Linked DNA regions of Homo sapiens: region 1 is linked to region 2. The links are chromatin loops, found by intact Hi-C in ENCODE. Cell type or tissue: HCT116. All regions are shown on one strand. Links, peaks and the distances in the headings refer to the core of each region. The heading gives the core; the rest is flanking DNA. Region 1 overlaps NELL2 (neural EGFL like 2). Region 2 has its middle 56 kb from the start of NELL2.

Region 1 (15,612 bases), core at 2,928-10,927, 150 kb before region 2:
TTACTTTGTTTCAAAATTATTTTCTTTTTCACCATAGCCTACATAAATTATGTTTTCCCCCTCTGTTAAAAACAAAAAAAAATTATTGGTGAATTATATTCTGCTGATTTTTGTTGAAAAGTCAAGAACACATGTTCAGAAATCTCTGATTCCATTTTATCAGATTATCATCCAATTTTTAAAATCACTAAGTACTTGAGCAGCAATCATTTAATCTCCACTACCCTTACTTTGCTACACATTTTAAGGTGACAGGACTAGAATCATCTATATTGATGTGCAAATAAAATAAGCCTCCCAAATTACCACTTCTACTAAAAGCAAGAAAATAGTTCTTTGGAAAAGTATAAATAGAAAATACTTACTCTTACTTTTTATTATTTAATATTAATGAAAGCAGCCCATAAATATACAAAAAGGCACTCATCTTCATTAGTCACCTGGGAAATAACAAAATTAGGCCGCGGTACAATATCATTTACCAACATCATTTATCAGAATGTTAAAATTAAAAAGACTAAAAATGCCAAGTGTGGGTGAGGGTGTGGGGCAACTGGAATTTTCCTACCTTGTTGGTGAGAAAATAAACTAGTATAAGCACTTTGGAAAACTGTTTGGAAAACTGGTTTTGCCATAGAGTCAAACAGTTTTACCCTCTGACCAAACAATTCCACTGTTTTAAATATATACCCATCAAATACATACATAACTAAGACCAAGAAACATGTAAAGAATTATTCTATGAGTACTATTCACATAGCCCAAATCGGCAAACTACCTAACTGCCATCCAACAATAGACTGAATTGTGGTACATAAACACAAATAAAATATATGCAGCAATAAGTATAACTGATCTGCAGTGGACGTCAAAATGATACAATAAGTATGAATGAGATGCAGCTACATTTTTGACCCGCATCAGAAATATGGATGAGCCTCACAAAGGTGATTCTGAGTACAAGAAGCCAGACACACAAAACAGTACATAATAATGAGATATTAGTTCTGGGTTTCAACCTTGATTAAGATACGCCCACAATATTGAGGAAGAGAGTGGTCTTGGGGAAATCAGGACACAATTTGAGAGAAAAAAATTACCGTGCATTACATACTATTTGATCTTAGTAATGTCACAATCTACCTGGCTTCATTATTCTTCTATAAAATGGGAATAATGAAACCATACCTCCCAAAAGCAAATGGCTATTTCAAAGAACTCTTGAGGTCCTACGTAGCTTTAAAATCTAAAGCTAATGAACTAATGAGATCATTTCACTACTTTGTATTTTTATCAATAAAAACATGAGTGACTCTTTTAATAAAAACAGTAATAACAGTTAACATTGTTCTAAGCACTTTACATTTATTACCTATTCAGTGCTTACACAGCCCCTATAAAGTAGATACAATTGTTATTTCCATTATACATATGAGGCAACTGAGTCCATGAGAGGTTAAGCAATTTGACCAAAGTCTCACAGCTAATAAGTTGTGGAGTCAGAATTCAGACCCAGAAAATCCGACTTGTAACTCACAGAATTAACTATTCAATATGCAAAGATATTACAGTAAGTCCACTTTAACTAAACCAAGATGGCTTTTAAAATTAAGTTTAAAATAATCTGATGTCTAATCAGCACATAGAATATTAAAGTGTAATCTATATTATATACTGAAACTCTGACCTTGCTCAACCAAAAGAATGATGATTTGTATTTATTCATATAATTCTGGACTCTGAGGAAATACCACTTAAACTAACTGTTGCTACTAGGCAAATACCAACCAGTTCTGATGGTCACATTCACATTCCCTGTATTTGAGAACTCTCTAACAATGGAGGAAAGACATTACAGCATCAGTTCAGATTTGCCTCAGATTCCCTATTCTCATGAACCGCCTTTCCTGTGAAGCAGAGCTCTGTACACAAGCCTGAATCTACAATCAATATAAATAAATAAATAAAGGCATGCATCCATGTAATAGCATTAATATTCAGAAAAATTAAATTGTTTCCTAAATTCAGTGACTTTCAGTAACATTTGATTTCCTAGAATTTCAGTCAATTATTTTCTGATAATTTTTTTTTTAAACCTGGGTTGAGATTTTATGTACTTTAATCATATCTTGACCTCATTCTATTTCAGAGTTAAGGTCACCTAAAATATTTATACTTTCCATTTTCTACAGCTATCTTGAATATGTGTCACTAAATGTCCCTGTTTGCTAGTTGAGAGCCTGAGACCGGGATAAAGGATGTGGAGGAGATGGTGACTGAAAGGAAAGAGGATGAGTGGTGAAGGCAAACTCTGCTGCCTAAGACTCAACCAGGATTCCAAAACACCTCTGGTGAGCTTAGCAACTGGTCGATAAAAGTAGATCACTTAGATTAATTATAACAGATGGTTTTTTTAAAAAAAAAAAAGGAAAGCAGGCTGTCAAACACAGCACTTTCAGATGGAACTTCTCTGAGACCTCTAACTAACTGCACGTTCCTGAATGACTTGGAATTCTCCTTATTAGGAAGATGGAGATAATACGTACTTATAGAGCTGTAAAGATCAAATGAGGCACAAAGTATGTGTCTTGTAACCTATAGGAGAAATATGGCTTCATTATGGCTGTAATTACTATGGCTTTAACGATTTGGCCTTGGCATTCCTGCCTTTGGATTTTATCCTCTCTGTTTAACTCCAGCACACTATTTTAATGGTCCAGGCAGGAAATTAAGCCCCTCCTCCCAATGCTTTGTTTATGTAGATTCAACTAAAGAAAAGGCTTGGTTTCTTCTGACTTCTTTCCCAGAACAACAACCATCTTGCTATTCATCAGTATTTATATTCAGATAACGAGCTGGAGTTGAAGTTACCGAGGGAAAGTATAAAGGAAGCTGCAAAATAGGACTGCCCAGAAATGCGCAAACAACTCCGATGAAGCAAGCCTGAAAGCATTAAAGGAAGAGCACCAAAAAGTGACTGGCCACATGCACGTGTTTCGTTCATTTCAATCTTGGCAGAGTCACATTCAGCAGTTAGGTTATACGCTTTACCTTCCAAGGGCTTTAGAAACAGTAAGCTATTAATCTCTTTAAGCTGTTTTCAATAATAATCTATTTTATCAGGTTTTGTCATTAAAAAGGCAGTTGAGCAGAAGCGTTTCAAAGATAGGATCAATGTAGGGTCTAAGAAGAGGGCTTATATTTATATTTAAAAGAGTAAAAAACATAGGAATTTACTTCTACTCCACTAAAATTAGATTTTCATAAATTATAACAGTGACACTACTGTGGAATTAACATAGGAAAATAAGACTGTTTCTCCTCACATGCAATGGTGATACACACACACACGCACAAACACACATACAAGACATCATAGACATGTGTAACTATTGGTTTCTCCCACTTTTTTTAAATACATATGAAAATCTGTACTATTTAAGTCAGTCAGTCAAAGGATTACTATTACATTTATTTTAAGTGTTATTTGTCTTCTACAAGACTTTTCAGAAGCACATTTTCTGGATATTGTCAGTGACTTATTTTTAAATTGTGCTTTGCAGAGACTCATTCCCAAAAAGAACCGCTAAGAATATTCACCATATGAACTAAATGCTTATTTCCCTAAGGGGAAATATCTATGGCTGTTTACTGAAATGTCTTGCTAGCTCTAGTAAAATGTTAAATTCATTAAAACTAAAATTTCAAATCTTTGAAATAACAAGCAAACATAAGCATGAACCCTCTCTATTCCTCTCTATTCCATGGTACTTATATATCATTAAATGTGAACAGAAAGATAAAGTCGCTTAATACTTATTATTTTTTAGCCATATCTAATGAGGGCCTATGGCTTTTTTTTTTCATTATGTTGTGGTCTGCTCACTGATCACTCACTTCCAGCTTTAACTATTTTCTATATGAAGCAAACAGTTGGTTTTCAATCATTAACACCAAAGACTGCCTGAAACACTCTTCATTAATGAATCTCAAAACATTTTATCATTTCATTATGTCTAACCGCATGTTTATTGGGAAGAATTCAAGCATTAGTCCGATTTAGTCTGCAGTTTACTCTTGGTAACACAGGCAAATGGTAAGATGAGAATTGAAATTCACTTCTGACGAATCTCTCACAATGGCCCGTTATTTCAATCAACCTGTATCTAATAACACTGACATCACTTAATGCAAATCTGTCATATCCATGAATAACAACATAAAATTATGGATGTAAAGAAAGATAAAAGAAGTTAAAGCAGGGCAGGGCACGGTGGCTCACGCCTGTAATCCCAGCACTTTGGGAGGCTGAGGCGGGCGGATCACGAGGTCAGGAGATCGAGACCATCCTGGCTAACAGGGTGAAATCCCGTCTCTACTAAAAATACAAAAAAATTAGCCCGGCGTAGTGGCAGGCACCTGTAGTCCCGACTACTCAGGAGGCTGCGGCAGGAGAATGGCGTGAACCTGGAAGGCGGAGCTTGCAGTGAGCGGAAATCACGCCACTGCACTCCAGCCTGGGCGACAGAGCGAGGCTCCGTCTCAAGAAAAAAAAAAAAGAAGTTAAGGCAAAAAGTATGATTCCTTGCTATTGTATTATGAATATGAAGCCATATATGTATATATGGTCCTTCTTCCTTCCTCTTTCTAACCACCTACAAACAAAACTATATATTGCCACAAGCCTCCTTTTATTAAGAGAAGTCCTAGAAAAATGCAGATTATTTCTCACCAAGGAAATTAGCTAGTGACATGTAAGAAAAATTGTATTCAATCCTTCCTAGTTCCACTGAATCGACTTGACTAGGCTAATACAGTCTTATGAGACGGACTGGCTTCAATGTAAAGCCTAATAGAATTAAATATAAATGCCTTCCTGAGGGAATTAAATCAACGGACTATGAAGCAACTTCTTGATTTTTCTCTGATAGCTTGTCACCCTCACCAGCAGTAGCACATTGCTACTGTCTTTCTCTCCACCCCGCCGCCACTTCTCCCTACTTTGTCTTTTTGAGAGTATACATATAAATACACTTGCATTTACAGAGCTCTATATATTCCACAAACTTTAAAACAACTCAGTTTTCATGTATGTTACTACTCCTTTGTGGAAAAAACAGCAAAATTTTTAAACACTCTTTTTAACAAAGGTTTAAGTGAAGTCTTTTAAAGTATAAGAAACATAAATAAATTATTTCCATTATTTATTGAACGATCTAGAACCCAGTTAAGGGTAGTTACAGATGAGTCAAAAAGTATTTTCTGACAACCGAAGTGAACTGCTATATAATGACTGCTAAAAGGCAGAAAAGCTTCCACACATGGTGGTGTGAGCCTTTTTTTCCCTGAATGAAGGCCATGGCCCTTATCTACACTGGACAATCCTATAATAATGTGGACTTCTGTTGTTTGGGCTAATGGAACAGCATATCTTCTGCTGCTGAAGGCCACTTGTATCATGGATTTCTTTGGTTATTGCAGCCGTGTGAACCATTCTTAACCTATTTGGGAGACACTTACAATAAATAGTACAATTAGTGAAATAACTTCCAGTAAGTTTCTTACACATGTTTCCTACTACTATCACTATATGGAATAGATTACTCCAAGAAAAAATTGTCCTACTGGAATAGGGGCATAGCATTTTAAAATGGAAAAGAACTAATCAACCAAAACAGAGAAAGTATTCTTCCTTTATTCCATCACTTCTGAAAGCTATTTAGCTTGCCCAGATTAAACCAATGATGGGTGAATACTTATTAATACAGTGCTTTATTTTTCCAAAGAAAGTATTCATCATAAAAGTTATGCTCACATTTGCATTCCTTACAGCATTTGCCATCCACATACGCAAGAGCCGACTTAAGTGGGCAGTCAGGATTTGGGCAGATTAGAGTTTCACACTGGATGGTTCCATTCTGAAAAGGAAACAATATTTAAAGAATTTCCATGTTAGAGTTTAGTAGTTTTCAAGAATTTTTGAATTCATTCCTTAAATTTTAAACTCTTCATGTGAAGAGAACAGAACAGGCCATTCATTGCCAGGAGGGGAGGCGGTGCTGACAATCACCACAAGGAGGCGCCAAACTGGAGACAGGACCACCGCAAGGAATTTGATTCCTAAAGGTGGCCAGAGCTCCCAGGTAGCTGGCTGCTCGGGCTTCCCATTTTATTGACTTCACTATACCACATTCCGTCTTCTACTCAATTTAACCTTTGCTCCCCATTTAAAAAATTTAGGAACATATCATGTTCCTGAATAAAAACTGTATCATGCACACGAACATGCACGCACGCACACACACATGCATGTGCGTGCGCACGCACACACACACACACAGTTCTGAACTACTTTTGATCTTTTTATATGCATGATATTCTGTTTTTGAATAAACTGGATGAACTTTGAGAAATTTTTTTAAAAGCCTAATTCACATAGATGTCTGACTTCTTTCCAGAAAACCAGCTTTAACAGATGAGTTCATGTGTAATTTAAAAGTTTAAAACCAAACTCTTTGAACTTTTCTTTGAAAATGAACATATATTTCTGAAATCATAATGCAATAAAATATTCTACTTCATTAGCGAGCAATTAGCAAAATCACATTTATTTAAACTTTATAATTTGTATTCCACTGTATTAATAAACTATTAGATTGTCCCAATCATTTAAACTCTATCTAATTTGCTTATATTGCTCAATCTGGACACAATATTTAATGCTGCATATGACTTAGTTTCATGAAAATGCATTCATGAAAACACAAGGGAGAAAAATCTCTGGAAATGTTAAGGATAAGAGGATAGTCTTCTTTAGGAATCACTTTACCTAATTTAAATTGCTAACTTCATGTGTGTACCAATAAACTTAAACTTTATAGCATTCCTAAACCATAATCATCTTTAGAAGCTAGAAAGTGTTTTTAATAATGCAACACAGTTCTTTAGATATGACCAGGTTTGTTGACACTTTAGTGTTGTGTCTTGAGGAAATGGGTCTTGAAATTTTCATGATTACATTGTTTTAATAAATTTTTAAAGAGTGGGAGCATCTGAGTTCCCTTAGTCTCAACTCAAATAGAAGCCATACCAGGCATGTGCAGTTCTTACAGCCGTCTATCCAGGACTCAAATTCTCGGTAGGTGGTTCCCTTCATGGTGCAAGTCCTTTCACAATAGCACTGATCCAATCTATTCATTCGCTGTTCAGCTCGAGACAGCTGTGGCACAAAAGAACGGGTTTTACATTGTTCATCCTTCCAGCAACACAGAAATGTGAAACACTCCGCAGGTATCTTTTTTTTAAAGTATGTAGCAATGATGATGGCTGTGCTTATCAACCACTTGCCATAAACATATTTAAGACTTTAATTTAATTTAAAAGAATGTTTTTTTCTCTCCTCTTCTTTTTGTGATAAATTTGCTCCCTGCCTTAGAAACAAACAACATAATTTATAAGACATAAATCAAAGGTTAATTCAAAACATCACTCAAATGCAGAGAAGCACTTTCCATTTAAAAGAAAAATGTTTAATTTCATTTATATGCTTCTTCAAGTAAAAAAATAAAATTCAGAATTTATGTTGTATAAGAAACAAATCATACACCATACAACACAACCATCAGGTATTCTGTAACTACTATACAAAATTACAAGTCTAGTGAAATTGTAGGTAAACCTGACATATGCTTAAGATATTAGTAAATAATCCTAGAACTGTAACATAGTGGTAGAAAGCATTTATGGGACCATTTCTTTGATACAATTCTGGTGTCTATATTCTTTACACTGTCCTACTGCCTCCTTGCTTGTAATGAAAAACTGAATAAAAATAAATAATAATAAAAGCTAAACAATAAATCCTCCTGTAGTAAGCAGTGTATAAATTAGGTAATCTGCCTCATTCCTGATTTACTGAATTATTTGTTATACAGATGGCTAGGGTTTTAATATTTATAAGCCTTTCCTTAAGCAGAGATTTAGATTCAGTCCTAGCAAACAGTATAGTATAAGAAGAGCCTCGAAGGTGAAAATCTATGGTTATAAATGGAAGTATTGGGAACATCAAGGATTTTTAAGCTTCCACACTGTATTCTTGAGTAGCTTTTACCTTGGCTGATGTTTTGGCTAAAATATCCTGTAGCTCCATGATTTTCTGCACAAGTCCATGGAAGTCATTGCAAGTTGGACAGGCTGGAATTACAAACACTACATTTGGTCAAGATGCATTTATAAGGGGTTCAATCTGGTTAAGTCTATGCTGACAAGTAATATATGGGGACTCCACAGTGCAAGAACTAATAGACTTACTGCGATTAAGATCTGGGCACTGAGCAATAAATCCCTGGGGCATGACAAGTAATTGGACATCTTGCATTATACCCTGTGTGTGAAAAATAGAAAAAAAAGACATATTACTTTCATTTACCCAAATTATGTTCAATGGTCAAGTTCATGAAGGAAAATATTACAGAACACACTCACTAAAATCCCTGAGTAAAAAGTCTTTGTTAATACATTATTTCCACTTCATACCAAAGGGAAAGAAATTCATCAGGCACAATAGATGATTACCCATGTATTCTCTTATTGATAATGTTTTTAAAGCCTTAAGATTAAATGTCAAGATATAACTAAGAGGCAATAGTTATGTTGTTTTGAGAAGTTATTTTTAGTTAGCCACTGACGGGCTTGAAAATGACCTTTAAAAAAATCAACCTGATAATAATTTCTAGCTTCAGCAACTCTGAAATTGATACCAATTTTAAATTAACTTTAATTATTAAAGAAAAGGATAGAAAAACTGAGTCATGAAAGCATGCTCATTTGAGCATCTCATGAAAGTGGGATCTTTTAAAACTAATTTCTCAATTTAAAAAGGACAATAGATTCATTAAACAGCTACAGCAAAATATAGTGATGAGTTCTTATGAGTACAGAAAGTTTAAAATGAAAATTTTTTAAATGTCAGCTGGAAATGACCTGTTTTACATAGAAAATTTTATCACATGTTTATAGGCAAAATTTACATGCATACTTAGTCATTAAGGTATAATTAGCTTCCAGCTTGCTGGGCTCCTAAAGCAAAGACCAATGGTGGCTCAGAAATGATCTATCAGACACATCCAGCTGTCTCTTTTATCTGCCACACTCCCCCCATTTCTTCATGGCCTTTATATATTTTATTAAATTAATATTTTACTTTATCCATTTGAAAAATGCAAACAAAATATCTAATGATAGGAATAACTGTACCAACATGACATCAATATAATTTTAAACGTACCTATAAAGATTTACCAGTCAAATACTGGTCTCTATGTCTTGTACATGTTTAATCTGATTAATAGCATGTATCAATGTGAACGATAAATATTTAAGTATTTTTACTGTGTGGGTATTACTGGATCCAGTGTGTGCTTGGGCCTAGATTGATGAAATAAATTGTGTACCAACTCCTATCACTTAGAAGCAGCAACATAAAAACAAGGCTATCGTGTACGGTTATATAGTTTATGCACTGTACAACTCTAATGGATACTATTTATGGACTACAATAAAGAGAATGACCCCCAGAGTTGTACACATAATTGACATGTGGAGATTTTGAGGCCACACTTAGGCTCCATGGGAAGGACTGTCACGATTAAATAGAGATGAGATTTGGGACTCACAGCACACATCTGCTATCCCTTACCTGGGAAAAGCGCATGGTTTTAGGATTTGCAAGCATGGAACCAATTTCCTATTTGTGTCACTTACTATTTGCCTATCTTTAAGCAAGTTACTTTACCCCTCTGTGCAGGTTTATGCATAATAAAACAGAAATAAAAAATGACCCTGCATCAAGACTAGCAAGGCTACTATTAGATGGAATCATATATTTCAAGTATCTGGTTTCCTGGTAACAGGCAATGCTTAAATAAGTTCCCAAAACACCTTTATAGAATTATAAACTTTGCTTAGAAAACAATTAAATTCACTGGTATGTGATCTACCTTGAAATCTATGAGTTGAACTATCACTTATCATTGTTTGATTTGGTAATCATTCATCGAGCCACTTCCATGTTGTAGGGACTGTCATAGCCACTGGGGGAAAATGATTGCACTATGGGCTTGTAGTCAAGCAATTCTCTGGACTTTATTTCTTCATCTTTAAAATATGGAAAGTTAAATGACATGTCCCTTAGAGCCTCTCCAATGAAGAAATTCTATGAAGTGTTGTCTCCAAGTACATATTAAAGGAAAAGATATAAATTATAACTGCTTTCTCTTTTGACAGATTTGTGCACATATGTGTATTCCTTTCTCACTTTCTGCAGTACAAGGAGACCATGAATAATATATACTAAAAAGCTTTCAATCCGCTATTAACATCTTTGTAAAAGTATCATCAAAGGTTATATTTCAGTGGTGGAGAGTTTATTTGTATGTTAACATTTTAGATTTTTATTGCTTTGAAAGGTTAATTCAAAGAATGACCTGTTAACTGCCCTGATTGCAGCCTTGTGATCATTTCTGTAATATCTAACAATTAAACTCATTGAAAAAAGAAGAGAAAATAATGTTTGCTGGCTAAAATATTACTGTTTAAAAAAATGAAACAGACACAAATTTTCTAATTTACAAATCAAATTATTTTGTTTCACACCATAAAAAGTAAAATCTACTTTTTGAAACTCATTAGAAAGCATTTACATTTCATTCTCAGACTTTTGCCAAAAGATACCTTAAAATATCCATGCGCATTATTTCTCTGTCCTAGCCAAAATGTTGTGCCTAGAGGCAAGTCTGTGGAGGGCTTTTCTACTACCCTTTCATAAATTCTGCAAAAAAGAAACATCAAAGAAGGAACGTGAGTAGACAGTCATTTCTTAGAATCTTCCATTTCCTAAAATGAGGACACTACACTTACTTATTGCAGTCAATGTGTAAAATCAAATGGGAAGCACTGATGGCTAAGGAGAGCTTGTGCCACTTGTCATCAGCCAAAATGTAAGGAAACACTTCTGTGTGAGGGCGGTGACTGCCTGAGCGGTAATGCAGTCTGACTTCATTCCGATGGCCACTACTTTCCAGTTCCAGGTACCTGCAGAGAGAAGAGCCACATGGGACACATTAAAAATAAAGTTCAAAAACGATTGAAGTGATCTCTGTCTACGGGATGGAATAGATGTACTTTTCCTAGTTCTCCCACTAAGTACAACTAGACATCATATACAAAACAAACACAGAAGAATCTAGAAGATAGAGAAAAAAAGATATTCAGGATCCAAGGAACAATATGGTAGTGAGTTCAATGGGTTTCCATTTTGTGTCATATATCCTGGACTTGGAGCTAAAGAAGGCTTCAATCTGGAAATATCAATGAATGTAGACCTAAAAAATCCTCAAGATGAGCCTGCTTTCTCTAGCTGAAGAACAAAGAAAGGATCAGTCTAGCAAGACAGAAACTGCTAGATAATAATCTCTCTGTTCCAGTCAAACATCACAGAAAAAACTGGCCCCATCCCAAACCATGCCAAACAAAAGCTAAGTAAGAAGCTTATATTTCTACCCTGTTCAAGCAGAAATGAGGCATGTAACACCAGAATAGTGTCAGAGAAGGCCAAGTTTAGAGCCAAGAATTTTAACCCTCCCAGGCAGTAATGAGGCCCCCCACAGCACTAGTGAAGACCATACAATGAGGAGCCTGGACTTCCATCTCATCTTGGAAGTAATGAAGCACACTTCCCTTTCCCCGCTGGGATAGTATCAAAGGAAGCCTACTAAGGAGTCAGGAGTTTTATAGTCATCCAGCAGTAATGAAACCACCCCGCCACAGTGCCAGCAGAAACCATATAGGAAGCTGAAACTTCCCCCAACTCAGAAATAAAAGAAGCTTCCCCCTCAACTGTCAACAAAGGCAAGTGGGGAATCTAGACTTCTACCTCCACCTGGCAGTAACAAGATGGCACCCTCCCTTCCCCTGACAAAGCAGTGTCAGAGAAAGCTGGCTAAAACAGGCGGGTTAAATAAGATTCAAGTCTCAGAACATGATACAAACATGTCCAGGTTTCAGTAAAAAATCATTCATTATACCAAGAAGCAAAGAAATCTCCAACAGATTGTAAAAAGAAAAAGAACAGATATCAAGACTAAAATGATAAGGATGTTAGAATTACCCAACAAATATTTTACAGCAGCACTGACAAAAACAATTATGAAAAGACTTAAATGAAAAAAATAGAAAGTTTCAATAAAGAAAAAGAAAAATGGGAAAAAAAATTTAAAACCAAATAGAAACTTCAGAACCAAAAAAATACAATAATGGAAATGAAAGCTCAGTGGATAAAGCTAAACAGCAGAATGGAAGTGACTGTGAAAAGAATCAGTTATCTGGAAGACAGAAAAAAAAGCATCCAATGTGACAAATAGAAGATAGACTGAAAAAAAAGTTGAACAGTCTTAAAGAGCTGTGAGATTATAACAAAAGATCTAACATTTGTATCACTAGCATCCGAGAAAGAGAGGAGAAAGGAGGCGAGCTTAAAAAACAATATTGAAGAAATAATGGCTGAACACCTCCCAAATTTGGCAAGAGATATAAACTCACAGATTCAAGAATCTAAGGAAACCCTAAACAAGATAAACTCAAAACAATTTTCAACTTCATATCAAGCCATATCATAATTAATCTTCTGAAAACTAAAAACAAAGAAAAAATTTGAAAGTAGACAGAGAAAATCTTGCACATTAAGTACAAGGAAAAATTAGAGTGACAGTGTGTTTCTCAGTAGAAACCATGGGAGCCATAAAGAAGTGGTAAAATATTTTTCATGTGACAAAAGCAAAAAGAGCTGTACACGTAGAATTGTATACCCAGCAAAAACATCCTTCAGGAATGAAGAGAAATCAAGACATTCTCAGATAAAGGAAAACTAAGAGAATTTATCATGAGAAGACCTATTTTAAAAGAACAGCAAAATAATGACCTCTAAACAGAAAGAAAAATATAAAATAAAAAGCTTTGGAACATCAGGAAGGTAGAAAGAACATAGTATGTAAAAAAGAAAAATGGGTAAATACAATAAGCTTTCCTTCTCCTCTTTTCTAAAGTATGTTTGACAACTGAAGCAACAGCTCAAAATTGAAGCAAAAGAGTCTGTGTCCTAAATGTATGTTAAACAATATTTAAAGAATTTATGTTATAAATGAGTGAGGGTAAAGAAACATAAAGACAGCTAAAATTTCTATACATCACTCAAACTGGTAAAATGACTATACGAACAATCAGTTATAAGTTATGTATATATAATGGAATACCTACAGCAACCACTTACAAAGCTATACAAAGAGACACACTCATAAACATACAGATAAAATGAAATTGTAAAACAAGTAACCCATGGTAAGAAAAAAAACAGAAAAATAAAACAGAGAGAACAAACATAAAATAAAAAATAAAGTGGCAGACTTAAACTCAAGCATATAATTTTATTAAAAGTAAATAGTTTACATGCATCAATTAAAAGAAAGAGATTAGCAGAAGGGATTAAAAACCATGACCATATTCTGTTGGTAAGAAACTCACTTCAAATATAACAGTCTAGGCAGTTTGAAAGTAAACAAATAGAAAATAATATATATTGAAACTATTAATCAAAGGAAAGCAGAAATGGCTATATTAATTTCAGAAAAATATATTTCAGAGCCAAAAAATACCAAAGACAAACAGAAATGCTATAAAAATGATGAAAAAAATCAATCCATTAAGAAGACATAGCAATTCTCAATGTGTATTACCGAAAACACAGAGCTGCAAAATATGTGAAGCAAAAACTGATAGAATTGAAAGAATACATGGTAAAATCCACAATTACAGTTGCAGACGTCAACACCCCTGTTTCAACAATTATTTGAACAACTAGCCAAAATGTCAAGAATATATAACTCAAAAATACCATCAACCAACAGGATCCACTCAACACTTATAGAACATACCACTCAACAACAACAGAATACACATTCCCTTCAAGTTCCCAAGGGATATATACCAAGGCAGACCATATCTTGAGCCATAAAATAAACCTCAACAAAACAACATTTTAAAAAATTTAAATCACTTAGAGTATGCTTTCCAACCACAACAGAATCACACTGAAAATCAATAACCAGACAATCTCCAAATGTTTTCAAGCTAAATATATTTCTAAATAATCCACAGGTCAAAGAGGAAGGCTCAGGGAAATTTTTAAAAATACATAAAATAAATTAAAATTAAAATTAAATATCAAAAATTGCCAAAAAAACAGGTAAAGCAATACTTGAGAGAGAAATTTATAGCACTAAATGCATATATTAGAAAAGAAGATAAGTCCCAAATCAATAAGCTCCCACCTCAAGAGCAAAGAAAAGGAAGGGCAAAATAAACACAAATCAAGTAGAAGTAAGGAATTAATAAAGAGCAGAAATCAATACAATTTAAAAAAATTGAAAAAAATCAATGAACCACAAGCTGGTTCTTTGAACAGTTCAATAAAATTAATGAACTAACGAAGAAAAAAGAGAAAAGATATCAATATTAAGAGATAAACAGGAGATTTCATTACAGACCCTGCAGATATTGAAAGGTTAATATGGGAATACTAAACTCTAGACAAAAAGTTTGACAAATGACACAAAATGAACTAATTCAAAAACACAACTTACAGAATATGAAACAGATTACTTGTATACTTCTATAATTTTTAAGAAAAGTGAATTCATAAATTTAAAACTCCAAAAAATTAAATCTCCAGGCCCAGAAGTTTCATTGCAGAATTTTCTCACGTAATAAAAGAAGTCATATGAATTCTACACAATCGCTTCCAGAAAGTAACAGAGAGAAAAACTACTAAATTCATTTTATGTATTTATATTGCCCTGACACCAAAAAACAGATAAAGATAGTACAAAAAAGTAAAACCAAAGACAATATGCTCCCTGAGTATATACATAAAAACTGTTAACAAAATGTTAACAAATATAATTCAGCAATATATAAAAACAATGATATACCATAATCAAGTGGGGTTTATTCCAGGGATGCCAGTCTGGTTCAATATTTGAAAATCAATCCATTATACTGACTAACAAAGGAATGAAAATTATTTTATCATATTGACTTATGCAGAAAAAGCATTTGACAAAATTCAGCACCAATTAAAGATGAAACTCTCAGAAAAGTAAGAACAGAGGAGAACTGTCTCAACCTAATAAAAAGCAACTATAAATAAACTACAGTTAACATCATACTCAATGGTGAAAGACCAGATGCTTTCTCTCTAACATCAGAACAAGGCAAACCTCTCGTTCCCACCATTCTTATTCAACATAGTGCTGAAAGCTCTGGTCAGTGCAATAAGAAGAGAAAAGAAAAGAAAAAGGAAAAGGAAAAGAAAGGAAAGAAAAGAAAAAGAATACAGAATAGAAAGGAAGAAGTTAGAAAGTCAATCTTGGCAGATTATATGATAGCCTACATAGAAAATCTCAATAAATCTAGAGGAGTTGGTACCATTCCTTCTGAAACTGTTCCAAACAAAAGGAAAAGAAGGACTCCTCCCTAACTCATTTTATGAGGCCAGCATCA
Region 2 (15,612 bases), core at 2,531-10,530:
ACCAAATCTTCTGAGTTTTATGTTTAATTTTGAGATCCCGAATTCCACTTACTGTGGATTATAAAATTTATTCCTTTAGATATATATAAAAAATGGTAAACTTGTAGCAATTAAATCACTTGGCATTTATTCTTCACATTTGTCAATTTCATGTAAGTTTTAGATAAATATTACCCATACAGGAAATCAACTTGTCTTCCAACATTCAAGCTTCCTGTACAAATATCTACACACAAATCCAAGAAAAAAAATCACCAGATTGAACTCTTTTTTTTTTTTTTTTTTTTTTAGACATGGTCTCACTCTGCCACCCAGACTGGAGTGCAGTGAGGGGCGTGATCTCGGCTCACTGCAACCTCTGCCCCCACCGCTCAAGCGATTCTCCTGCCCCAGCCTCCCAAGTAGCCTGGATTACAGGCGCATGCCACTACCACCCAGCTAATTTTTGTATTTTTAGTAGAGATGGAGTTTTACCATGTCGGCCAGGCTGCTATTGAACTCCTGACCTCAAATGATCCACCCACCTCGGGCTCCCAAAGTGCTAGGATTACAGACATGAGCCACCTTGCCCGGCCTGAACTCTCATTTCTTTCTGAAGTTTAAACTACCCTCTCATTTTCTGATAGGACTTTGTATTATTGAGAACAAAGGCCTCAAGAAAATTGGTTTCATGGGATACCTTCCTGCAATATTTGAATACATATAAAAATCCCTATCAAAAGCTAAGATATAAAACTATGTACCTTTATTTTCAATCTAAAGTGATTTTATACCCTGGAAAGTAAGTATAAGCACAATATTTACTGTAAAAAATGCACTAAGCATTTTGTTGATGTAAAATTTAATGAGTCCATAACTATGCAAACATTGTCATTGGGAGTGAAAGGACATGTAGGTTCTATCTGTCCTTGCCTATCTTCTAGAAGAGAGGCAAGAAACAGCAATGACTTAATAAGATGACCAATTCACAGAACTACCCTCAGGTCATACGAGTGTGAAAACACGTGCAGAACGCAATAACTCATACACAGTTTTATTTCCAGAAGGTGTTTTTTGAAATGGCCAATACTAGAGAATATTTATGAAATCCAATTTCTACTTAATGCAGATAATTAAGTAGGTAATAAGGGATGGGTAAAAGAGTTACAACTTGCAACTTGCCTATAACTCTTTTCGGATTGCAAATTTTCAGATGTCTCCTTACTATTTACAAAACAAAAACTTATTTTAACCAACCGATCTTTGAAGAGTCTTACATCTTATTATAACATATACTTATCCTGTTCCCTTCCAACATTCCTGACTCAACAATTGGTCATAACATTAACACTTTCTCTCCTGTATTCTCCTTATGATTTTCTCTCCTATATTCGCCTATTTACAGAATTAACTTATCAGTGTTGATCACATAGAATTATACACACTTTGGCACTATAAGGCTTTTCAGAAGTCATTTGGTTCCATTTTATTTTCACAGGTGAAGACACAAGTTCAAGTGCATTACATGACTCCCTTAAAACACACACTAATATGGCAAAGTACATAATTTAATTTTACTTTTCTTTAGCTCAAACCAGCATGCTACTATTTATAAGTAATAATTTAGCTTCTCATATTTTGGAGGGAAAATTGTCTATCATTATACACAACTTTTACCCCCCATAAATAAGCTTCCCTTTATTAAACATGAATCAACTTTCCAATTATCTTTCAAAGGCTCTTGACATCCCATAATATAGTAAAGCTCTTGTAAAAGGTTATCAGTGCACTTCAGTTCAGACCTTTCCTTCTCTCTGTCTCCATATGAAGATATTTAGTAATATTTAGAATATTCCTTTACCCCATGGTAAAGTAAAATCTTTATTTCTCTGATAAGTTCATCTTTATTCATCCTTAATTCACAATATCAAGTATATTAAGGGCAAATCCCAAGTCTGTAACTCCTTATCACAAAATAGGGATTTGACTCCCACTGTTGTAGAAATCTCACGGAATAAAAGGATTTATAAATACTAAAATTTCTAAAAATAGATTACAAACATATTTTTCATCTCCTTTTGGAGTTTACCATATTTGCTTCTTGTTTCTCAAAGTTACCTCTGGAAATACTCCAATCTTCAATTAGTAAGCAAGGAAAAGGCCTTCCTGCTTTAACAAAGTAATTTTAGAAATAAGTTTCAAAGACAAACTGATAAAATGTCACTATGGACACAGGGAGGGAAGGGAATATCTTAGTTAAGTGTACCTCAACATCCAGAATCTCTGGTTATACATTTATATAGCAGGAGGATCGGAAATATATTTAAGACTTTCTCATACTCTCATTGCAAATTGAGTAAAATCCAAACTCCCTAAGTCCTAGAAGACACAATGACACCCTCTCAACACTGACCAACTCCAGCCACATCATAGACCACTTTCCCGCTCCTATCTGCCTCTGTGTCTCTTGAAAACTACATAAGTAGTTATAAGAAATAATACAGATAGAATCTATATGTCCTTCACTCCCAATGACAAATGTTTGCATAATTATGAACTCATTAAATTTTATATCAACAAAGTGGTTAGTGCGTATTTTACAGTAAATATTGCACTTGTACTTACTTTCCAGTGTATAAAATGACTTTAGATTAAAAATAGAGGTACACAGTTTTATATCTTAGTTTTTGATAGGGATTTTTATGTGTATTCAAATGTTGCAGAAAGGTATTCCATGAAACCAATTTTCTTTAACTCAATCGCAACTAAACTTTTCAATTGTGCACCACTATTAACAAAGAAAACATAAAATGCATATATGTGCTAGAGAGTTAATAGGTAAATTACAAACATAAAATAGAAAAATGAGGAGATTGAGTAAATTAACATAATTAGAAAATATTGTCTGTTTATTGTAAAAAATGATTTGAATTTCACTAAAAATATTATCTTATGCGCTTAATATGCTTACTTTTATTTGAAAGTCTTATTCCTTTGAAATAAACTAGTTCAAACATGAAAACAAGAAAAAGAAAGAAAATTACAAAGCAACTTCCAACCGCAACAGCTTTGCTTTAGCTTTTCCCAATGCCTAGAATATTCTTATCCTTGATTTTCACACAGCAGAGTGGCCTTCCTTGACCATCCTATCTAGACACACCACCTCAGGTCTCTCCAATTAGCCTGCAGGGCATTTGTAACTATCTGTAATTACTGCTTCTTTTCAAGTTTGTTTGTCAACTTTTCCCACTAAATTGTAAAATACATGAAGGAAAACACCTTAATCGAATTTACTGCTGAGTCACGAGGCACATACATCAATGCCCAACACATAGTTGATGCTCAATTAATAAGCATTACATGAAGTTGACATTGGTCAAATGCTTTATTTGCCTTTTATTCACTATATTTATTGTCTATTTGCTAAGCATTACCTAAGAATAACATTTTTAAATAGAATTCTTCAAATACTTAAGATCAGGAGGAAATCCAAAACCTAAAATTATAAAACTTTAGTGTTGATCTTGAGCTTAGAAATCATCTATAGCAGCTTCTTTGCCTTACCAGGGGAGGAAACTAAGGGACAGAGATAATAGTGACTTGCCCAAGATAATGCAAGGTTTTTATTGTTGTTTCTAGGAAAGATGTTGCCCAGTCAGATCCTGAATGGAATATTTAAAGCACTAACATAAGAAGTTTGGTTCTCAGCCAGGCGTGGTAGCTCACGCCTGTAATCCCAGCACTTTGGGAGGCTGAGGTGGGCAGATCATGAGGTCAAGAGATCAAGAGGTCAAGAGGTCAAGAGACCTGGCTAACACGGTGAAACCCCGTCTCTACTGAAAAATACAAAAAATTAGCCAGGCATGGTGGTGGGCACCTGTAGTCCCAGCTACCTGGGAGGCTGAAGCAGGAGAATGAAGTGAACCCGGGAGGCAAAGCTTGCAGTGAGCCAAGATCACGCCACTGCACTCCAGCCTGGGCGACAGAAGGAGACTCCGTCTCAAAAAAAAAAAAAAGAAGTTTGGTTCTCACCAATGAAGTTAGCCTTACTATTATAAATTTGAGAATGATTACTATGATTACTACTATTGCCACTCCTATTAGAACACTGCGTGGATGTGACTTAACAGTTTGCTTACTATCTATGTGAATAACTATGTAGAAAACCCACACCAAGACCTTTAAACACCAAACACTTTGATCAATACTGTCACCCAAATAATTTAAGTTCCATTGACTCTATTGATTGACAGATTATCACTTGCTCAAACAGGCTGACAATAAAACGCAAGGACTTCAGTCTAAAACGATTTAATCATCAGGACCGTAAAAGACATACACGCTGAGGCAAACGCATTGAATTGATTATTTAATTTTGTGTGTCAGTTAAGGCTTGCAGTACCTCACACAGTGCCTGTAACAGAGGGATCAATAAATACTGAATTAAATATGCTACTAAGTAACTGTTAAATGGCAACTGGACAGATGGTTAAATGACAGACTGAAGGAAAGAATCATTCAGTCAATCGATTTGAATCACGAAACCTTCTGCCATTAGATGTGTGTTGCCCTACTTTGCCTGTCTAATTGTGCTTTGTGCAATTCTATGTACAGCCCAGTTGATCTTTCTGGCATCATTCAGTCAATCAAAGAAAACTTAGAGTTTAGGTTAATTTAGGATTGCAATAAGCCTTAAGAATTTGATTTTTCTATGAAGACTTCACTTTACCCAAACTCATCTCCTTGGGATGACCACCTGCCCACTTTTTGAAGATATTCACAAGTGTGCTTCCTTTAATAACTTTTAGGGGCTTAGCAACAGAATATGTGGGAAATCTTCCCTAATAAATGACACAAAAAGCACTTCAGCAGCAATTTTAGCTCATCAAGTATTTTTTAAACTCATTCTTTTCTTTTAAGAAGATCACAGCATTTTGGAATAGAAACATTGCATCTTTTGACTAAGTCTGTTGAGAGGTAATAAATTTGGTGGGTTTTAAGTATTTTTAAAATTTACGCAGAGTTCACCCAGTAGAACCTAGGTGGGCTTGTACTTTATACATTGAAAAAGTGAGATGTGGGCAATTTAGGGGGTAAAGAGGAGGAAATAAGAGCTTCCCTTTTACCCCAGTAGCCCTTGTCTTAGCACTTTGCTAAGGAAACCTCTGGCTTGCAGCCAGTATCATGATAACTTGACAAGTCCCCTTTGCAAAAGTCCTTATTGTGCCTTACATAAACAGCACAATTAGAAAGCCTGACCTACTCCTTACACATTACAAACAGAATATTTCATACTAAAATTGGCAGACTTCACTAAAAGCTACCTGACATGGCAGTTGCAAATACAATGCACGTTAGTGGTTTAAAGTGCAGGCTCTGGAGTCATAAGAACTTGCCTTTAGATCCCAAGCCCCACTCACCAGCTGTCTGACCCCTCATGAATTATTAAATTTCTCTAAGCATCAGTATCCTCATCTGTGAACGCAGAATAATGCTACCTGTTCCATACAACTATTGTATGAATTAAATAAAGGCATGATGTGCTTGACACATAGTAGGCTTTCAAAAACATAATTAGTAGTAATGGAAATAAGTGTATACATGGCTAAACTACTTAAAGCACCAACTAAAAGAACAAACATATCTGCTAATGTACATTCAGAGCTTTTAAACTTAATCATGGCTTTTCCACCCACTCACCACTATAAGATCAAAATTGAGAGAAATAGATAAAAATGAACTACAACCTGTCTTCTCTTGCAAGAGTTTTCTAATTAGCACACTAACTAATTCACTCCTTACAAATGTGCTATTCATAAACACAAACTGTTGTCTCAGACACTGATAACTTACGTGATTTTGTGAATGTAAATGCATTACAAATTGATTTTAATTAGACATAATTAAGAATTACACACACTAATTTACTTGTTTTCCCTTGATGTTTGGGCTTTTTACTTAATAAATTTCTGATTCTAACAAGGAGACTGTGTTAGGGCATTAATTAAAATCTTTAGTATTTGGGGTCAATATGTAATTTTTATTAAACTTACCAAGTATGATCAAAGTGAAACTTAAAAATAATTCACTGCCAAAATATTTTAAATACAAGTCTTCCAAACTTATTTTAAGCAATGTTTGTTTTTTGAAAGGAATAATAAAATTTTGTTTTCCTAGCAGATCCAATTAAAACTGTCCTTTGCACATAAAAGGGCTCAAAATCATTACTATAAACTGATTCAAATGCAAATTTATCTGGGAACTTTGGCAAGTCTTAACTTCAAAAGGATACAACTAAAAAATATTTAGAACAAAACTGAGATGCAAATTAAACACTAAAATATTTACTAAAAAGAAATTAGTCCCATATCTAATATGTTTTTCTGCACAAGACTAAACAAATTGAATTTTTTAAAACAGAATTTAATAGAAGACCCTCCTGTCAGATCAGACAGACCCAGGTAATGCTGGTATTGCTGGGCTATCATAAAGAAATGGATTAAGCCCTATGCAATAGCTTTAAAAGTTATTACAAAAGACATAGAAATATCCAGTGAGTTAAGCAGCTCAGATTTTGAACACCCAAAGTAGTACTAAAAAACATTAAAATTCTATCCATAAGCTTTAAAAAATAATTTCTAATTCATAGCATATAAACAAAGGGTAGACTATGTTTATTTAAGAAACTGCACAAAAATAATCATATCTCATTTCTGGTTATAATTTGTTGTGTACTAATTCCTGTTATTGACTCTTCTATGGCTATTACCATGGACTTCTCTAAAATATATAGTAAATCAGGCCTATTATGAAGTAACAGCCTTACATTCTTTCTTATGTGTCACTTTTATACAAAGGAAGGAAGGGGAGGATACTTTTAAAAATAAAACCCTGAGCTGCTCTATTCCAAATAATTGGAAGAACTACAGCGCCATCTTGTGGAATAAAGTAACTAATTAGTGAAATGCTTTGATTCTGTTAGGAAAAAAATTGAATTTCTTGGCCATCAACTCTAGTTTCTTTTAATGATCTATTATTTTACAACATTTTAGTCTGGAACATCTGTCAAACAGCAAAAACTACTATTATGCTAGAACACTAACGTATATAATACAGTAACCAGGTGATTTATGGCCGACTATGTCACAGATAAAGAAAAATACAAAGTTAATATTATACGTTGCCCTGGAACCAAAGAAAGAATCTGGAAGTTTGGACTTTTGTGTCCTTTTTCAAAAATTGAAAGGCAACAAGAAAACCCTTAACATGGCTGAGGTGCAGTTTCTGAATATTTATTAAAGGAGCATATCCTTTAATACCCATAATCAGAAAGAAGGAAGTAAGTCAAGGAGGCTTGGGAGGAAATAAGGTTGGGTAGTTGGAATCAGAATGTTTTTATTTCTTTCTTCTTCTTTGTTCAATTAATAAAATTTCTTCTGGCAGCCAAGATGGCCGAATAGGAACAGCTCTGGTCTACAGCTCCTAGCATGAGCGACGCAGAAGATGGGTGATTTCTGAATTTCCATCTGAGGTACCAGGTTCACCTCACTAGGGAGTGCCAGACAGTGGGTGCAGGACAGTGGTTGCAGCACACCGTGCGCGAGCCGAAGCAGGGCAAGGCATTGCCTCACTCGGGAAGTGCAAGGGGTCAGGGAGTTCCCTTTCCTAGTCAAAGAAAGGGGTGACAGATGGCACCTGGAAAATCGGGTCACTCACACCCTAAAACTGCGCTTTTCCGACAGGCTTAAAAAACGGCGCACCAGGAGATTATATCCCGCACCTGGCTCGGAGGGTCCTACACCCACGGAGTCTCGCTGATTGCTAGCACAGCAGTCTGAGATCAAACTGCAAGGTGGCAGCGAGGCTGGGGGGGAGGGGTGCCCACCATTGCCCAGGCTTGCTTAGGTAAACAAAGCAGCCAGGAAGCTCGAACTGGGTGGAGCCCACCACAGCTCAAGGAGGCCTGCCTGCCTCTGTAGGCTCTACCTCTGGGGGCAGGGCACAGACAAACAAAAAGACAGCAGTAACCTCTGCAGACTTAAGTGTCCCTGTCTGACAGCTTTGAAGAGAGCAGTGGTTCTCCCAGGACGCAGCTGCAGATCTGAGAACAGGCAGACTGCCTCCTCAAGTGGGTCCCTGACCCCTGACCCCCAAGCAGCCTAACTGGGAGGCACCCCCCAGTAGGGGCAGACTGACACCTCACACGGCCGGGTACTCCTCTGAGACAAAAGTTCCAGAGGAACGATCAGACAGCAGCATTCGCGGTTCACGAAAATCCGCTGTTCTGCAGCCACTGCTGCTGATACCCAGGCAAACACGGTCTGGAGTGGACCTCTAGCAAATTCCAACTGACCTGCAGCTGAGGGTCCTGTCTGTTAGAAGGAAAACTAACAAACAGAAAGGACATCCACACCAAAAACCCATCTGTACATCACCATCATCAAAGACCAAAAGTAGATAAAACCACAAACATGGGGAAAAAACAGAGCAGAAAAACTGGAAACTCTAAAAAGCAGAGCGCCTCTCCTCCTCCAAAGGAACGCAGCTCCTCACCAGCAATGGAACAAAGCTGGACGGAGAATGACTTTGACGAGGTGAGAGAAGGCTTCAGACGATCAAACTACTCCGAGCTACAGGAGGAAACTCAAACCAAAGGCAAAGAAGTTAAAAACTTTGAAAAAAAAGTAGACGAATGTATAACTAGAATAACCAATACAGAGAAGTGCTTAAAGGAGCTGATGGAGCTGAAAGCCAAGGCTCGAGAACTATGTGAAGAATGCAGAAGCCTCAGGAGCCAATGTGATCAACTGGAAGAAAGGGTATCACTGATGGAAGACAAAATGAATGAAATGAAGTGAAAAGGGAAGTTTAGAGAAAAAAGAATAAAAAGAAACGAACAAAGCCTCCAAGAAATATGGGACTATGTGAAAAGACCAAATCTACGTCTGATTGGTGTACCTGAAAGTGACAGGGAGAATGGAACCAAGTTGGAAAACACTCCGCAGGATAATATCTAGGAGAACTTCCCCAATCTAGCAAGGCAGGCCAACATTCATATTCAGGAAATACAGAGAATGCCACAAAGAAACTCCTCGAGAAGAGCAACTCCAAGACACATAATTGTCAGATTCACCAAAGTTGAAACGAAGGAAAAAATGTTAAGGGCAGCCAGAGAGAAAGGTCAGGCTACCCACAAAGGGAAGCCCATCAGAATAAGAGCTGGTCTCTCGGCAGAAACTCTACAAGCCAGAAGAGAGTGGGGGCCAATATTCAACATTCTTAAAGAAAAGAATTTTCAACCCAGAATTTCATATCCAGCCAAACTAAGCTTCATAAGTGAAGGAGAAATAAAATACTTTACAGACGAGCAAATGGTGAGAGATTTTGTCACCACCAGGCCTGCCCTAAAAGAGCTCCTGAAAGAAGCACTGAACATGGAAAGGAACAACCGGTACCAGCCACTGCAAAATCATGCCAAACTGTAAAGACCATCGAGGCTAGGAAGAAACTGCATCAACTAAAGAGCAAAATAACCAGCTAACATCATAATGACAGGATCAAATTCACACATAACAATATTAACTTTAAATGTAAATGGACTAAATGCCCCAATTAAAAGACACAGACTGGCAAATTGGATAAAGAGTCAAGACCCATCAGTGTGCTGTATTCAGGAAACCCATCTCACGTGCAGAGACACACACAGGCTCAAAATAGAAGGATGGAGGAAGATCTACCAAGCAAATGGAAAACAAAAAAAGGCAGGGGTTGCAATCCTAGTCTCTGATAAAACAGACTTTAAACCAACAAAGATCAAAAGAGACAAAGAAGGCCATTACATAATGGTAAAGGGATCAATTCAACAAGAGGAGCTAACTATCCTAAATATATATGCACCCAATACAGGAGCACCCAGATTCATAAAGCAAGTCCTGAGTGACCTACAAAGAGACTTAGACTCCCACACAATAATAATGGGAGACTTTAACACCACACTGTAAACATTAGACAGATCAATGAGACAGAAAGTCAACAAGGATACCCAGGAATTGAACTCAGCTCTGCACCAAGCGGACCTAATAGACATCTACAGAACTCTCCACCCCAAATCAACAGAATATACATTTTTTTCAGCACCACACCACACCTATTCCAAAATTGACAACATACTTGGAAGTAAAGCTCTCCTCAGCAAATGTAAAAGAACAGAAATTATAACAAACTGTTTCTCAGACCACAGTGCAATCAAACTAGAACTCAGGATTAAGAATCTCACTCAAAACCGCTCAACTACATGGAAACTGAACAACCTGCTCCGGAATGACTACTGGGTACATAACGAAATGAAGGCAGAAATAAAGATGTTCTTTGAAACCAACGAGAACAAAGACACAACATACCAGAATCTCTGGGACACATTCAAAGCAGTGTGTAGAGGGAAATTTATAGCACCAAATGCCCACAAGAGAAAGCAGGAAAGATCTAAAATTGACACCCTAACGTCACAATTAAAAGAACTAGAAAAGCAAGAGCAAACACATTCAAAAGCTAGCAGAAGGCAAGAAATAACTAAAATCAGAGCAGAACTGAAGGAGATAGAGACACAAAAAACCCTTCAAAAAATTAACGAATCCAGGAGCTGATTTTTTGAAAGCATCAACAAAATTGATAGACCACTAGCAAGACTAATAAAGAAGAAAAGAGAGAAGAATCAAATAGATGCAATTAAAAATGATAAAGGGGATATCACCACCGATCCCACAGAAATACTAACTACCATCAGAGAATACTACAAACACCTCTACGCAAATAAACTAGAAAATCTAGAAGAAATGGATACATTCCTCGACACATACACTCTCCCAAGACTAAACCAGGAAGAAGTTGAGTCTCTGAATAGACCAATAACAGGCTCTGAAATTGAGGCAATAATCAATAGCTTAGCAACCAAAAAGAGTCCAGGACCAGATGGATTCACAGCCGAATTCTACCAGAGGTACAAGGAGGAACTGGTACCATTCCTTCTGAAACTATTCCAATCAATAGAAAAAGAGGGAATCCTCCCTATCTCATTTTATGAGGCCAGCATCATCCAGATACCAAAGCCAGGCAGAGACACAACCAAAAAAGAGAATTTTAGACCAATATCCTTGATGAACATTGATGCAAAAATCCTCAATAAAATACTGGCAAACCGAATCCAGCAGCACATCAAAAAGCTTATCCACCATGATCAAGTGGGCTTCATCCCTGGGATGCAAGGCTGGTTCAATATACACAAATCAATAAATGTAATCCAGCATATAAACAGAACCAAAGACAAAAGCCACATGATTATCTCAATAGATTCAGAAAAGGCCTTTGACAAAATTCAACAACTCTTCATGCTAAAAACTCTCAATAAATTAGGTATTGATGGGACGTATCTCAAAATAATAAGAGCTATCTATGACAAACCCACAGCCAATATCATACTGAAGGGGCAAAAACTCAAAGCATTCCCTTTGAAAACCGGCACAAGACAGGGATGCCCTCTCTCACCACTCCTATTCAACATAGTGTTGGAAGTTCTGGCCAGGGCAATTAGGCAGGAGAAGGAAATAAAGGGTATTCCATTAGGAAATGAGGAAGTCAAATTGTCCCTGTTTGCAGACAACATGATAGTATATCTAGAAAACCCCATTGTCTCAGCCCAAAATCTCCTTAAGCTGATAAGCAACTTCAGCAAAGTCTCAGGATATAAAATCAATGTACAAAAATCACAAGCATTCTTATACACCAATAACAGACAAACAGAGAGCCAAATCATGAGTGAACTCCCATTCACAATTGCTTCAAAGAGAATAAAATACCTAGGAATCCAACTTACAAGGGATGTGAAGGACCTCTTCAAGGAGAACTACAAACCACTGCTCAATGAAATTAAAGAGGATACAAACAAATAGAAGAACATTCCACGCTCATGGGTAGGAAGAATCAATATCGTGAAAATGGCCATACTGCCCAAGGTAATTTACAGATTCAATGCCATCCCCATCAAGCTACCAATGACTTTCTTCACAGAATTGGAAAAAACTACTTTAAAGTTCATATGGAACCAAAAAAGAGCCCACATCGCCAAGTCAATCCTAAGCCAAAAGAACAAAGCTGGAGGCATCACGCTACCTGACTTCAAACTATACTACAAGTCTACAGTAACCAAAGCAGCATGGTACTGGTACCAAAGCAGAGATATAGATCAATGGAACAGAACAGAGCCCTCAGAAATAATGCCACATACCTACAACTATCTGATCTTTGACAAACCTGAGAAAAACAAGCAATGGGGAAAGGACTCCCTATTTAATAAATGGTGCCGGGAAAACTGGCTAGCCATATGCAGAAAGCTGAAACTGGATCCCTTCCTTACGCCTTATACAAAAGTTAATTCGAGATGGATTAAAGACTTAAACGTTAGACCTAAAATCATAAAATCCTTAGAAGAAAACCTAGGCAATACCATTCAGGACATAGGCATGGGCAAGGACTTCATGTCTAAAACACCAAAACCAATGGCAACAAAAGACAAAATTGACAAATAGGATCTAATTAAACTAAAGAGCTTCTGCACAGCAAAAGAAACTACCATCAGAGTGAACAGGCAACGTACAACATGGGAGAAAATTTTCGCAACCTACTCATCTGACAAAGGGCTAATATCCAGATTCTACAATGAACTCAAACAAATTTACAAGAAAAAAACAACCCCATCAAAAAGTGGGCAAAGGACATGAACAGACACTTCTCAAAAGAAGACATTTATGCAGCCAAAAAACACATGAAAAAATGCTCATCATCACTGGCCATCAGAGAAATACAAATCAAAACCACAATGAGATACCATCTCACACCAGTTAGAATGGCAATCTTTAAAAAGTCAAGAAACAACAGGTGCTGGAGAGGATGTGGAGAAATAGGAACACTTTTACACTGTTGGTGGGAATGTAAACTAGTTCAACCATTGTGGAAGTCAGTGTGGTGATTCCTCAGGGATCTAGAACTAGAAATACCATTTGACCCAGCCATCCCATTACTGGGTATATACCCAAAAGACTATAAATTGTGCTGTTATAAAGACACATGCACACGTACGTTTATTGCGGCACTATTCACAATAGCAAAGACTTGGAACCAACCCAAATGTCCAACAATGATAGACTGGATTAAGAAAATGTGGCACGTATACGCCATGGAACACTATGCAGCCATAGAAAATGATGAGTTCATGTCCTTTGTAGGGACATGCATGAAATTGGAAATCATCATTCTCTGTAAACTATCGCAAGGACAAAAAACCAAACACCGCATGTTCTCACTCATAGGTGGGAATTGAACAATGAGAACACATGGACTCAGGAAGGGGAACATCACACTCTGGGGACTGTTGTGGGGTGGGGGGATGGGGGAGGGATAGCATTAGGAGATATACCTAATGCTAGATGACGAGTTAATGTGTGCAGCAAACCAGCATGGCACATGTATACATATGTGACTAACCTGCACTTTGTGCACATGTACCCTAAAACTTAAAGTATAATAATAATGAAATAAAAATAAAATAATAAAAAAAGAAATTTAAAAAAATAAATAAATAAAATTTATTGAGAGGCTACAATGTGCCAAGCACTTGGTAGGCCCTAGGAGTAAAGAAAATGAATATATAGCCCCTCCGTCAAGACACGTAGAAACTAGTAAAGTATACAGATCACTTCAACATACAGAAAATGCTCAGGAAGGCCATGGGGGCCTGATACAGTTTGGATATTTGTCCTCTCCAAACTTCATATTAAAATTTGATCCCAATGTTGAAGGTAGGGCCTAATGGGAGGTGTTTGGATCATGGGGGCAGATCCCTCAAGAATAGATTGATGTCCTCCCTCCAGAATGAGTGAATTCTTACTCTATTAGTTCCTCCAAGAGCTTGTTGTTTAAAAGAGCCTGGCACCACCCCCAACCCTTGCTTTCTCTCTCGCCATGCGATCTCTGAACACACAGGCCCCCCTTTATTTTTCACCGTGAATGGAAGCATCCTAAGGCCCTCGTCAGATGCCCAATCTTGAACCAGATATCACAATAGTGAGCCAAATAATCCTTTTTTGTTTATAAATTATTCAGCCTCATGTATTCCTTTATAGCAACCTAAAATGGATGAAGATAGGGTACCTACATCAGTCTGGGAATTCATGGCAGAAAGCAGAACAAAATCTTGAGGGGTAAGAGAAAGGGGAGAATATTTTTCACTAATTTTCCCAAATCAGTGGGTAGAAACCAAATGGTGAAACCCTGGATGACTCCCATACTCCAGTATACTTTTCTTTTCTTTCTTTCTTTTTCATTTTTTAACTTTTACTTTAGGTCAGGATTACATGAACAGATTTGTTATGTAGGTAAATTGCATGTCACAGGGGTTTGGTGTACAGATTATTTCATAACCTAGGTAATAAGCATAGTATATGATAGGTAGTATTTCGATCCTCTCTCTCCTCCCACTCTCCACCCTCAAATAGGCCCTAATGTCTGTCATTTCCTTCTTTGTGTCCATGTGTACTCAATGTTTAGTCCCCGCTTATCAGTGAGAATATATGATATTTGATTTTCTGCTCCTGCAATAGTTCAATTAGGATAATGGCCTCTAGCTCCATCCATGTTGCTGCAAAGGACATGATCTCATTCATTTTTATGGCTGAGTAGTATTCCATGGGGTATATGTACCACATTTTCATTATCCAGTCTACCATTGATGGGCATTTAGGTTCATTCCATGACTTTGCTATTGTAAATAGTGCCCAACATATTTCTCAAAGTACTCTCCAGACAACTATGCATCCCATATGAACTAAAAAAAGCACAGATTACAGAATGACCCTTTGGTAGAATTAAACATCCTCTCCTTCTGTGCTCCCACAACGTTTGGTTCATAACCTAATATAAAACTCCTTGTGAATAAATATTAATAATTATTTACCCATTTACTTCTCCTAAGAGAAATCAAAACTATCAGCGAAGGATATGAACAGACACTTCTCAAAAGAAGACATTTATGCAGCCAAAAGACACATGAAAAAATGCTCATCATCACTGGCCATCAGAGAAATACAAATCAAAACCACAATGAGATACCATCTCACACCAGTTAGAATGGCAATCATTAAAAAGACAGGAAGCAACAGGTGCTGGAGAGGAGGTGGAGAAATAGGAACACTTTTACACTGTTGGTAGGACTGTAAACTAGTTCAAGCATTGTGGAAGTCAGTGTGGCGATTCCTCAGGGATCTAGAACTAGAAATACCATTTGACCCAGCCATCCCATTACTGGGTATATACCCAAAGGATTATAAATCATGCTGCTATAAAGTCACGTGCACACGTATGTTTATTGTGGCACTATTCACAATAGCAAAGACTTGGAACCAACCCAAATGTCCAACAATGATAGACTGGATTAAGAAAATGTGGCACATATACACCATGGAATACTATGCAGCCATGAAAAATGATGAGTTCATGTCCTTTGTAGGGACATGGATGAAGCTGAAACCATCATTCTCAGCAAACTATCGCAAGGACAAAAAACGAAACACTGCATGTTCTCAC

Evidence for each region. A loop is a pair of places that touch in the nucleus more often than their neighbours do. Peaks named below come from ENCODE experiments on the same cell type or tissue, not always from the same donor. Only the 100,000 strongest peaks of a DNase experiment are listed, where the experiment ranks them.
Region 1: it touches region 2 in a loop (6-fold over the local background); 23 of 110 quality-filtered maps call a loop at or near these places.

The regions. Positions count from the first base shown.
Region 1 is chr12:44,768,932-44,784,543 of GRCh38, forward strand. It overlaps NELL2 (neural EGFL like 2), which reads right to left. Exons shown (of 20, transcript NM_001145108.2): 4 at 10,918-11,091; 5 at 10,732-10,828; 6 at 8,311-8,383; 7 at 8,111-8,193; 8 at 7,091-7,219; 9 at 5,816-5,918. Among named protein-coding and RNA genes, the nearest start is that of NELL2, 100 kb to the right of the region's middle. In HCT116, for the core only: a CTCF peak has its summit at 6,076 (motif pointing right); a DNase peak (open chromatin) is centred at 6,080.
Region 2 is chr12:44,924,286-44,939,897 of GRCh38, forward strand. No RefSeq gene overlaps it. Among named protein-coding and RNA genes, the nearest start is that of NELL2, 56 kb to the left of the region's middle. RefSeq lists an enhancer at 2,662-2,831. In HCT116, for the core only: a CTCF peak has its summit at 6,918 (motif pointing left); a DNase peak (open chromatin) is centred at 6,916.